2 separate regions of the Homo sapiens genome follow, and region 1 is linked to region 2. The links are chromatin loops, found by intact Hi-C in ENCODE. Cell type or tissue: CD4-positive, alpha-beta T cell. All regions are shown on one strand. Each heading gives the region's core, and the rest is flanking DNA. Links, peaks and the distances in the headings are about the cores only.

What was found. Hi-C counts contacts between places; a loop is a spot of excess contacts. Peaks named below come from ENCODE experiments on the same cell type or tissue, not always from the same donor. Only the 100,000 strongest peaks of a DNase experiment are listed, where the experiment ranks them.
Region 1: it touches region 2 in a loop (9-fold over the local background); 23 of 110 quality-filtered maps call a loop at or near these places.

Annotation. Positions count from the first base shown.
Region 1 is chr5:126,799,340-126,804,721 of GRCh38, forward strand. The region is part of intron 1 of LMNB1 (lamin B1); the gene reads left to right. Among named protein-coding and RNA genes, the nearest start is that of LMNB1, 25 kb to the left of the region's middle. In CD4-positive, alpha-beta T cell, for the core only: no CTCF peak of the experiment used is centred there; a DNase peak (open chromatin) is centred at 2,792.
Region 2 is chr5:126,654,186-126,659,567 of GRCh38, forward strand. No RefSeq gene overlaps it. Among named protein-coding and RNA genes, the nearest start is that of SPMIP10, 25 kb to the left of the region's middle. In CD4-positive, alpha-beta T cell, for the core only: CTCF peaks have their summits at 2,399 (motif pointing right) and 2,614; a DNase peak (open chromatin) is centred at 2,396.

The DNA.
Region 1 (5,382 bases), core at 222-5,221, 150 kb after region 2:
ATTGTGGCCTAAGGAGGAAGAGGAAAAATATATGAACACAGAACAATTTGTTTGTGGAGTTAAAGGGCTCACAAGGTAAGGACAGCTGTAAGAACTGTCTGCCCTGAGCTCCCAGTGCAGGTAGCCCCACAAGTCCCTTTTCATCATTTTACTTCAGCATCTGCAAGATAAGTCTTTATGCTACCTAGACAGCTACACACCTAAGTGTGGTGACATGGCCTAGTGCCTGACCCTGAGCAGTAAAGGTACTGAGGGTCCAGAAGAAGGAAGGGAATACTAAAAACGCACTTAGTTGGGACCCTGTCTTATTTATTTATCTTTCTCTTCCTGGTAGTACATAGTAGATACTCAGTAATGTCTGCTGGATTAGGTAAATATGTCTCAAAACTAGGGACCTGGACTGAGCCTTTCCGCACCGTCTCGAAACTCTCCTGTGTACCTGTGCATAAGAGTGCATATAAATGCCACTGTACATTTGTGTGGGTTAGAAAAAGCAAAAGTGTGTTCATAACCTCTTATGAGAAGAGACTATAAATTACTTTGCACCAAGGGCGGTAGCTGACTCTTGAGTTCTCTTCAGTGCCTGGTACAATGCCTGCTGCCCACCTGCTTGTGAAGGCTGTGGTGGCTTGTACAGGCACTGCAGGGCAGATCTAGATTGACTATTTGGGTCTCAGAATAACCTGGGTCCTCTGTAACAGAGGCTGAGTACTTATCTTTTCATGAGTTGTTATATTAAAGTAAAATTGTAAGCACTGCTTTCCTGTGGCTTGCTTCTTTCATTTTTTAACAGAAATTTTATTGAGTATCCCCACCCTATACCAGACATTGCCAGGCACTGAGGATCTGAAGGTAATCTCATTTTACCCACATTCCAGTGTAGGAGACAGACATGGAATCTTAAATTTTAAAAAGATGTATATACCATGCACCATATGAGAATGATGCACCAAGTGCTGTGGAGCCCAGAAAGGTACATGATTTTTTTCTGCTAGGAGAGGTAAAGCAGGGAAGCATTACAGAGGAAGGATGACATTTGTTCCATCCTTGGTCTTAGTTTCCAATGGCAGTTGGTTAGGAATTAGATGGAGTTAGGAATGGGAATAGATGGCATGGAGTGGGGGAGAGTGAAGTCCGAGGCTCAGAAGGTCTTTAGGACTTAGACCTGAAGGGCTTTCTAGGGGGACTGCCATGCCAAGGAGCTTGCATATTTCTTGGTGGTCAGAAGTTTTCAAACTGTTTTGCAGAAAACTAGGACTGTTGGGATGGGGCTTGATGGGACACTGGACCCTACACTGTATCTTCTTTTTTTTTTTTTTTTTTTTTTTTTGAGACGGAGTTTCACTCTTGTTGCCCAGGCTGGAGTGCAATGGCACAATCTTGGCTCACCGCAACCTCTGCCTCCCGGGTTCAAGCGATTCTCCCGCCTCAGCCTCCTGAGTAGCTGGGATTACAAGCATGTGCCATCACGCCTGGCTAATTTTGTATTTTTAGTAGAGACTGGGTTTCTCCATGTTGGTCAGGCTGGTCTTGACCTCCCAACCTCAGGTGATCCGCTTGCCTCGGCCTCCCAAAGTGCTGGGATTACAAGTGTGAGCCATTGCAGCCAGACTATATATATATATATATATATATATATATAATTTTTTTTTTTTTTTTTTGGTGGTAGGGTCTCACTCTCTCACCAAGGCTGGAGTGCAGTGGCACGATCAGGGCTCACTGCAGCCTCGACCTCCTGGGATCAAGTGATTCTCCCGCCTCAGCCCCTCTAGTAGCTGGGACTACAGGCATGTGCCACCACGCCTGGCTAATTTTTTTTATTTTTAGTAGAGATGGGGTCTCACCGTGTTGCCCAGGCTAGTCTCCCTTCCAAAGTGCTGGGATTATAGACGTGAGCCACCGCACTTGGCCAAGAAGTAATTTATAACAGAACAATTTATATTTTCATAGAACAGTGTTTTATGTGACTAAGAACTTGACATAAAATGAACAGTAGAAGCATTAGTCATGATTGAAATTAAAGCTCCTATAAAATTTCCACTGGTATCATTGGGTGGCCCTCAGGGTACCACAAGTAAATACTCTCTTCATCCCCTGTCCTCCTTATCTTCTTTGGTTTTTATTTTTATGGAAGAAATCACCATATTCTAGTCATCTGGATGTACTGCCTTGGGTTAATTTTTGGCTTCTTGTGTTTTCTACACTCCACAAGATGTTGAACACAGTATCTTTCACTTGGTAGTATGACATCTTGAGTTTTGAGCTATTTGCATGTATTACTTATTAAATCTGTGAAGTCAAATAAACAAGAACAATACTGCATAAAATATGCCGATTTTACAGGTTGTTCCATACAATAACTTGTAAAGTTGACATGCTGTTTTATGCAGTATCATTCTTGCTGGACCATTTTGGTCCCTGGAAGGCACAGGTCATTCTCCTGCCATGAGGCAGGATCACATTGAGAAGTACCACATTATGACCTGAGCTTTAAAAATTACTGTTTGTAATTGTTAAGTAATTAATTTTGAGTCAGTAGCTTTTGTAAGTATTGTGTAATACTGCATTTAAAATATGGTTTTATTTTCAGTCATATGTCTTATGACATGTATCCTAGCCCTTCTGGTAGTTTTATAGTGGGGCAAAATAGAGACTCCTTCACAAGTGTCAGTTCATTCCTGTGGAGACCCAGCACTTGTGTGAACTAGGCATTTTGGTTGTAAATTATTACAGTATGGGATTTTTTTTAACAGTTAATTTTTTCCTCTTCTGGACTAGTCTTCAGTTAAAGCCTGCCATCGTGTGGTGTTTTAAAGCATGAGATTTAAGCATGTGGCATGACTGCTGAGCTTTTATGATGAGTAAAAAGTGAATACTATTAAATCTTTTCATATGTGATCAACATTTGGCCAGTTTATTTCTTCACTTTATTTTAATATTACAATATTATTTTGAAATTTTTATTAATTAAAGATTCCTCCTTTAGCCAGTCCTCAAACATCAGTAAGTAAAAGTACTCTTTTACTTTTTTAGTTTATTTTTAAGATCCTGTTTCTCCAAGAAAAATACAATAGCAGTTTTAAGAACAGGTATTAATAATTTTGATGTTATTATTATTTTTTGAGACGGAGTCTCACTCTGTCACCCAGGCTGGAGTGCAGTGGTATGATCTCGGCTCACTGCAACCTCTACCTCCCGGGTTCAGGCAATTCTCCTGCCTCAGCCTCCCAGGTAGCTGGGATTACAGGCACACCCCACCATGCCCTGCTAATTTTTGTATTTTTTATAGAGACAGGGCTTCATTTTGGCCAGGCTTGCCTCAAACTCCTGACCTCAGGTGATCCACTTGCCTCGGCCTCCCAAAATGCTGGGATTACAGGCATGGCCCACCATGCCCGGCAATAATTTTGGTATTATTAAGGCTTCTCTGTGTAACTACTGTTAATAATTATTTGGATGAGAGAAATACTGACCTTTAAAATATAATTATTGGGCAAAATATATCCAAATGAACTATAATTTTATAATGTAGAACTCCATTTAAAAAAAAGTGGTTATTTAGAGGCCGGGTGCAGCAGCTCATGCCTGTAATCCCAGCATCTTGGGAAGCTGAGGCTGGCAGATCACTTGAGGCCAGGTGTTCGAGACCAGCCTGGCCAAAATAGGCAAACCCTATCTCTACTACAAATACAAAAAATTATCTCGGCCTAGTACCGCATGCCTGTAATCCCAGCTACTTGGGAGGCTGAGGCATGAGAACCACTTGAAACCAGGAGGCAGAGGTTGCAATGAGCCGAGATCGCCCCACTGCGCTCCAGCCTAGGTGATGGTGAGATGCCATCTCAAAAAAAAAAAAAAGTGATATTTAGAGAAAAAGAAACTTCAGTTTGAACCTCAGCTTGTTTTTTGTTTTTGTTGTTTTTGAGACGGAGTTTCACTCTTGTTGCCCAGGCTGGAGTGCAATGGCACAATCTCGGCTCACTGCAACCTCTGCCTCCTGGGTTCAAGTGATTCTCCTTCCTCAGCCCCCTGAGTAGCTGGGATTACAGGCATGCGCCTCCATGCCTGGATAATTTTTTTGTATTTTTAGTAGAGACGGGGTTTCTCCATGTTGGTCAGGCAGGTCTTGAACTCCCAACATCAGGTGATCCGCCCACCTCAGCCTCCCAGAGTGCTGGGATTACAGGCATGAGCCACCACGCCCGGCCTGTTTGTTTGTTTTTTTGATACAAGGTCTCTCTCTGTCACCCAGGCTGGAGTGCAGTGGTGCGGTCTCGGCTCACTGCAACCTCCACCTCCTGAGTTCAAGTGATTCTCCTGCCTGAGCCTCTCGAGTAGGTGGGACTACAGGCATTGCGCCACCATGCCCAGCTTAAGTTTTTGTATTTTTTGGTAAAGACGAGGTTTTACCATGTTGGCAAGGCTGGTCTCGAACTCCTGACCTCAAGTGATCCGCCAGCCTTGGCCTTCCAAAGTGCTGGGATTACAGGCATGAGCCACCGTGCCCGGCCCTGAACCTCAGTTTTTTGGTAGTTGGTTTTATAAACTGAAATAATTTTTATGCAAAATATTAGGGAGGCCGTTATTTATTGTTACCTCTATGTAACAAAATGGGAGGTACTTGCAAGCTTGGGGTCAATTAGTTCTTACTAATATCAGGGGAGTTTCAGTATCATGCATTGGGTTATAACATTACTTTTTAAAATAACCTTTTCTTCTCATTTAGTGTAATTTGATTTTCTTTTTTTTTTTGAGACTGGGTCTTGGTCTACTGCCCAGCTGCAGTACAGTTGTGCAGTCATGGCTCACTGCAGCCTCAACCTCCTGGGCTCAAGCGATGTCCCCGCCTAAGCCTCCCAAGTAGCTGGGACTACAAATGTGTGCCACTGTGCCAGGCTCTTTTTTTTTTTTTTTTTTTTGTAGATTTGGGGTCTTGCTATGTTGCCTAGGTTGGTCTTGAATTCCTGGTCTCAAGTGATCCTCCCACATCAGCCTCTCAAAGTGATGTGATTACAGACGTAAGCCACTGCGCTCAGCATGATATCCTGACTTACAGTTCCTGTATGTTTTGGCTTATAATATGCATTATATTTAAAAAATGAATTTTCATTTCTTCAAAAATATCCTGTGTTAGTGTGCCTCTTTATAGAACAAGGGGGACATGCAGTCTCACTCAAGGACAAGCAGGATTCTGGTACATTGGTCTTTAATATGGACGTCTTTGACCCATAGTTATTAGTAATCATGTGACATTGAAAGAGAATGTTAGCCAACAAAAACTCTAGATCCAGTGCTTGTGAATTGCTTCTCTAATTTTGATAGGTGATGGGAGCCTTTATTTAAACTACTTCTTTTGTTTGTCCCTTCAGCAGAGAGGGAGAA
Region 2 (5,382 bases), core at 278-5,277:
GAACAGACAAAATTGAACTTTAATAATGGACTTTAGGTATACTTAGCCTGAGAGCCCCTCCCTTCGAACCTCCCTTGTTGCTTAAATATTGCTGAAAGTCTTTTGACACTGACTTCTAGTCACTAGTCACTAGTCACTACCCTTAACACGAGAAGAAACCAGCAACTGGGACAAATTCATCCCTGCACCGAGGGACATCAAAACCTAAGTACAGGCTGGGCGCGGTGGTTCATGCCTGTCATCCCAGCACCTTGGGAGGCCGAGGCGGCAGATCACTTGAGGCTGGGAGTTTGAGACCAGCCTTGCCAATATGGCAAAATCCCATCTCTATAAAAAACATGAAAATTAGTTAAGTGTAGTGGCACATGCCTGTAATCCCAGCTACTCTGGAGGCTGAGGCAGGAGAATTGCTTGAACTGGGAAGGCAGAGGTTGCAGTGAGCTGAAATCTTGCCACTGCACTCCAGCCAGGGTGACAGAGCAAGACTCTGTCTCAAAAAACAAAACAAACAAAGCAAAATACCTAAGTACAGGGTGATTAATCAGTGATACTTTCAGAGAAAGACCTTGATCAACAGAGGAAAATGTGAAAGTTGTCAGAATGAAAATAAAATCACTACTGTTAAAAAAAAAACACACACAAAACCCTAACAAATAGAACCAGAAAGGCTACGAAGAGAGAGTTCTCACACTTGTATGCCTGAAAACAAAAACATCACAAAAGGCTCTGCAAAAACCACAGCCTCACACAAAAGCTACCAAAACCTTAAACAAAAAATACTTCTGTAAGGACATCTGCCCTGCAACTGCCTGTCCACCTTTGGACTGGTATCACCTTTGTTATTGATCTTCGTAGCCAAAGATAATTATTATAAAACAATTATATAATCCTCCTTATTTCCTTTAAAAATCCTTTGTCTTCTTTTACCTCCCTGAATACACATATAGTTAATGATTGCAAAGCTTTATTCCCAAATATCATTTTCTCTTAGAGACCCTCTCTCTGTTACTTAGGTTGACCATGCTAATCCATTCACCATTCTGTGAGATCTGACTCGAAGACTATCTCATTATCCTAAAATATCCATTTTTCTGCTTTTCTGCTTAATTTTCCCTAAGTTTCTGTGACCCCTCCAAGTTATTTCCCAATGAGCAATTCTATCATTCCTCATTTAATTTCACTCTCTTAAATGTAAACTCTAATTAATTTATACCTTTGGCCTACTCCTTTCAGAGCCCTCTTCTTCCACAATTTGTTAGTTTGAGATTGTAAACTTCCGCACAAGAGAGCAGAATATTATGCTGGGTGGGTTAGTCCCAGTGATTGCAAAAAATGCCAGTGAGTATAATTTTCATATGCTGAGAATACTGGTGATTACATTTCACAGTTACTCATTAGCTTCTTGTCAGGCTGAGCATCACCAAGAGCAGGTCTGTAGGTGAATCCCATATAGGGGAGTATGGGAGAGGAGGTGAGCAGTGGCTGGAATCTAGCCAGCACCCCACTCACCAAGCTGTGTGAATCTCAGGGCATTCAGTGAGGCCCTGGCAAATGGGGATCAATATAAAAATACTCAGTAAGACGTCTTCTCTGACTTTAACGTGATTTACTGATAGAAGCCTGCCTTTCAGAAAACATCTTTTTCTTCTTTTTAGAATGTGGGAAGATGTGTGTGATAGAATACTAAATAAGTTGAGATTTACCTAGTTTTGTGGACAAAAATAACGCATATGACCAGAAAACAAAGTCAGTGCATCCAATTGTTTCCAGTATTATTTCTGCATGGAGGAGTTATGGATGATTCTTATTTATATCCTTATACCTTTAAAAATTATCAACAGCATGGCTGGGCTGGGCGATAGCTCACACCTGTAATTCCAACACTTTGGGAGGCTGAAGCAAGGGGATTGCTTGAGCCCAGGAGTTCGAGATTAACCTGGGTAACATAACAAAACTCCGTCTCTACCAAAAATACAAAAATTAGTTGGGCGTGGTGGTGCACTCCTGTTGTCCCAGCTACTCCAGAGGCTGTGGTGGGAGGACCACTTGAGCCTGAGAGGTCGAGGCTACAGTGAGCCGTACTGCACCACTGCACTCCAGCCTGGGTGACAGAGTAAGTCCTTGTCTCAAAACAAAAAAAAAAAAAAAAAAAAAGGAAGAAAGAAAATAAAAATTATCTACAGCAGATGTATTTTATCAGAAAAGACGGAACAATTTTTGCTTTGTATACACTGCTCCTCGTGTGGAATGCACTCTCCCTCTGTTCTGTCTGTTAGAGTTTCAAATCCAAGATAAATGTCAAGTCTTCTGTGAAACCTGTTTCCTAGTCTATTTTCTCCTTAACTTGACTTTTCCACCCTGATTTTTCCAAGTTCATTATTTGCCTAATACTTCCGCTTCCTGACCAGAAGAGGTCGGTGTTGCGTCGCTTAAGAAAAAGCAAAGCCTTTCTGATAAATTGTTTTGGGGTTTTTGTTTGTTTTGTTTTGCTCTTTTTTACTAAGGGAAAACTTTTTCTTTAGAAATATGATATTATATTTCCTAGAGATATTATGATATTATAGAAGTTAGACATAAACATCTATCAGTGCCTCTGTAACTAACAAGTTTTCAAGTGGAGTATTATCAACAAATGGAAACTTATAGCCTTTGGATTATTCTCATTAGTACCTAGCACTTTACTAAGCCACAGAGAATTTTATCTGATATGTAAAACTTTGAAAGTAGAAAAAGAGAAAACAAGAGAGAATACATTTAAACAGGAAAACCAAACTTTTCCAGGGACAAACTAAAAACCATTAGTACAGTACTTCAAAGCATCAACTTGGGAGTTAGACCAACTAGGATTTGAGGTTTTTTTGTGTTTTTTGTTTTTGTTTATTTGTTTGTTTTTGAGACGGTGTCTTGCTCTGTCAGCCAGCCTGGATCTCAGCAGTGGTGCGATCTCAGCTCACTGCAACCTCTGCCTCCCGGGTTCAAGTGATTCTCCTGCCTCAGCCTCCCAAGTAGCTGGGTTTACAGGTGTGCACCACGATGCCCGGCTAATTTATTTTGTATTTTCAGTAGAGACAGGGTTTCACCATGTTGACCAGGCTGGTCTCAAACTCCTGGCCTCAGGTGATCTGCCTGCCTTGGCCTCCCAAAGTGTTAGGATTACAGGCGTGAGCCACCGTGACCGGCCGGTATTTGAGTTTTGACTCCATCACTTACTGTGCAACTTTAAGCATGCTCCATACACCACAGGCCTCATCCTCAGCTTCTCATCTTGAAAGTGGGGATACTGATAGCTAATTCACAATATTGTTTTTATTTTGTGGTGGTAATGATGGGTTTTTTGTTTTGTTTTGTTTGTTTATTTGAGACAGGGTCTCACTCTGTCCCCCAGGCTGGAGTGCAGTGGTGCGATCTGAGCTCACTGCAACCTCCAAGCCGTGACTACAGGCGCACGCCACCACACCTAGCATAGCTGTCCGCTCTTTAATTTTCACTGTGGGAACTACTCTCCTGGCACCAAGTGTCTTACAATAACCTCTTAGTTCATCCCCTGCCTCCTCTCTCACCTTTCCCATAAATAAATTGGGACAATTCAGTTAATTCTGTATGCTGCTACTAGAATGATGTAGTCACCTGTGGTCCCTTCATCTTTCTGTTAAAAAGCCATTCATAGGCAGGGTGCGGTGGCTCATGCCCATAATCCCAGCACTTTGGGAGGCCGAGGAGAGTGGATCACTTGAGGTCAGGAGTTTGAGACCAGCCTGGCCAACATGGCAAAACCCCTTCTCTATTAAAAATTAAAAAAATTAGCCGGGCGTGGTGGCGCGGGCCTGTGGTCCCAGCTACTCAGGAGGCTGAGGCATGAGAATTGCTTGAACTCGAGAGATGGAGGTTGCTGTGAGCTGAGATCGCCACTGCACTCCAGCTTGGGTGACAGAACAAGACTGTCTAAAAAAAAAAAGCCATTCATGAAATGTTCTGTGGATGGATGGTGACGGTGATTCCACAACAATGTCAATGTACTTAGTGCCACTGAACTTACACTCAAAAATGGTTAAAATAATAAATATTATGTTATGCATATTTTATTACCAAAAAAATTAATGATTCAAACATCCACAACATAATGTTCTATAGGGACCATCACCATCCAACTCCAGTCAATCTTCATTAGTACAGCTGCATCTTACTGTATGATGGTCATACCACCCCCAGCGCCCCCACATACGCTTGCACTCACACTCCTTTCTCGGCAACAACTTCCTTCAAAGTCCTCATACCTAGCCTGTGCTTTTTCTTGGATTTAGCTCTTTTGTTTTTCAAACTTGCTGGATATAACCATATGCTGACCTTCCAGCCATTCAAAGCCCAGTTCAGCTGCATTTCGTCCATGAAGTCTTCCCTCTCATATCTGTCGTGTTGGAAATAATCTCTTTTGCTGGGCTTCAGTGTTTTCTATCACTATTCTGCCTGTATAAATCTTCTTAAGGACTGAGACCGTGCCTTAATCCTCTTGGTATTTCCCCTCACTTTTACCACAGTGCTTCGCACGGAGCTACTTGGGAGGCTGAGGTAGGAAGACAGCTTGAGCCAAGGAGTTGGAGGCTGCAGTGAGCCATAAATGCACCACTGCACTCCAGCCTGGGTGACAGAGTGAGACACTGTCCCCCCAAACTCCTCCCAAAAAACAGATGAATCTTCATTGTAAATGATTTGTAACAATGAACTCTGGACTTCTTAGCTATTTTTACTAGCTTAGCCATTTTACTTGGCCATTTTTACTAGGAGAAAAGTTTAACTCTTTTTTTCCTTTTTTGTTTTTTTTTTTTACCTTTTTTTCTTTTTTTTAAACTTTTTTTCTTTTTTCTTATTTTCGGAGAAAAGTCTCTTAAAAAACAAGAAAACAAAAACACAAAGAAAGAGTTTTGAACCTACTTGAGGACTGAGCTCCTGGTCTAATATAAATATACATTTTCTATTTCAAAAAATAGCATTCTTAGGCCAGGCGCGGTGACTCATGCTTGTAATCCCAGAACTTTGGGAGGCTGAGGTGGGTGGATCTCCTGAGGTCAGGAGTTTGAGACCAGCCTGGCCAACATGGTGAAACCCCATCTCTACTAAAAATACAAAAATTAGCCAAGCGTGGTGGCATGGGCCTGGAATCCCAGCTACTTGGGAGACTGAGGCAGGAGAATCCCTTGAACCTGGGAGGCGGAGGTTGCAGTGAGCTGAGATCGCACCGTTGCACTCCAGCCTGGGCGACAAAAGCCAAACTCTGTCTCAAAAAAAAAAAAAAAAAAAAATTAGCCAGGCACAATGGCAGGCCCCTGTAATTCCAGCTACTCAGGAGGCTGAGGCAGGAGAATCGCTTGAACCCAGGAGGCGGAG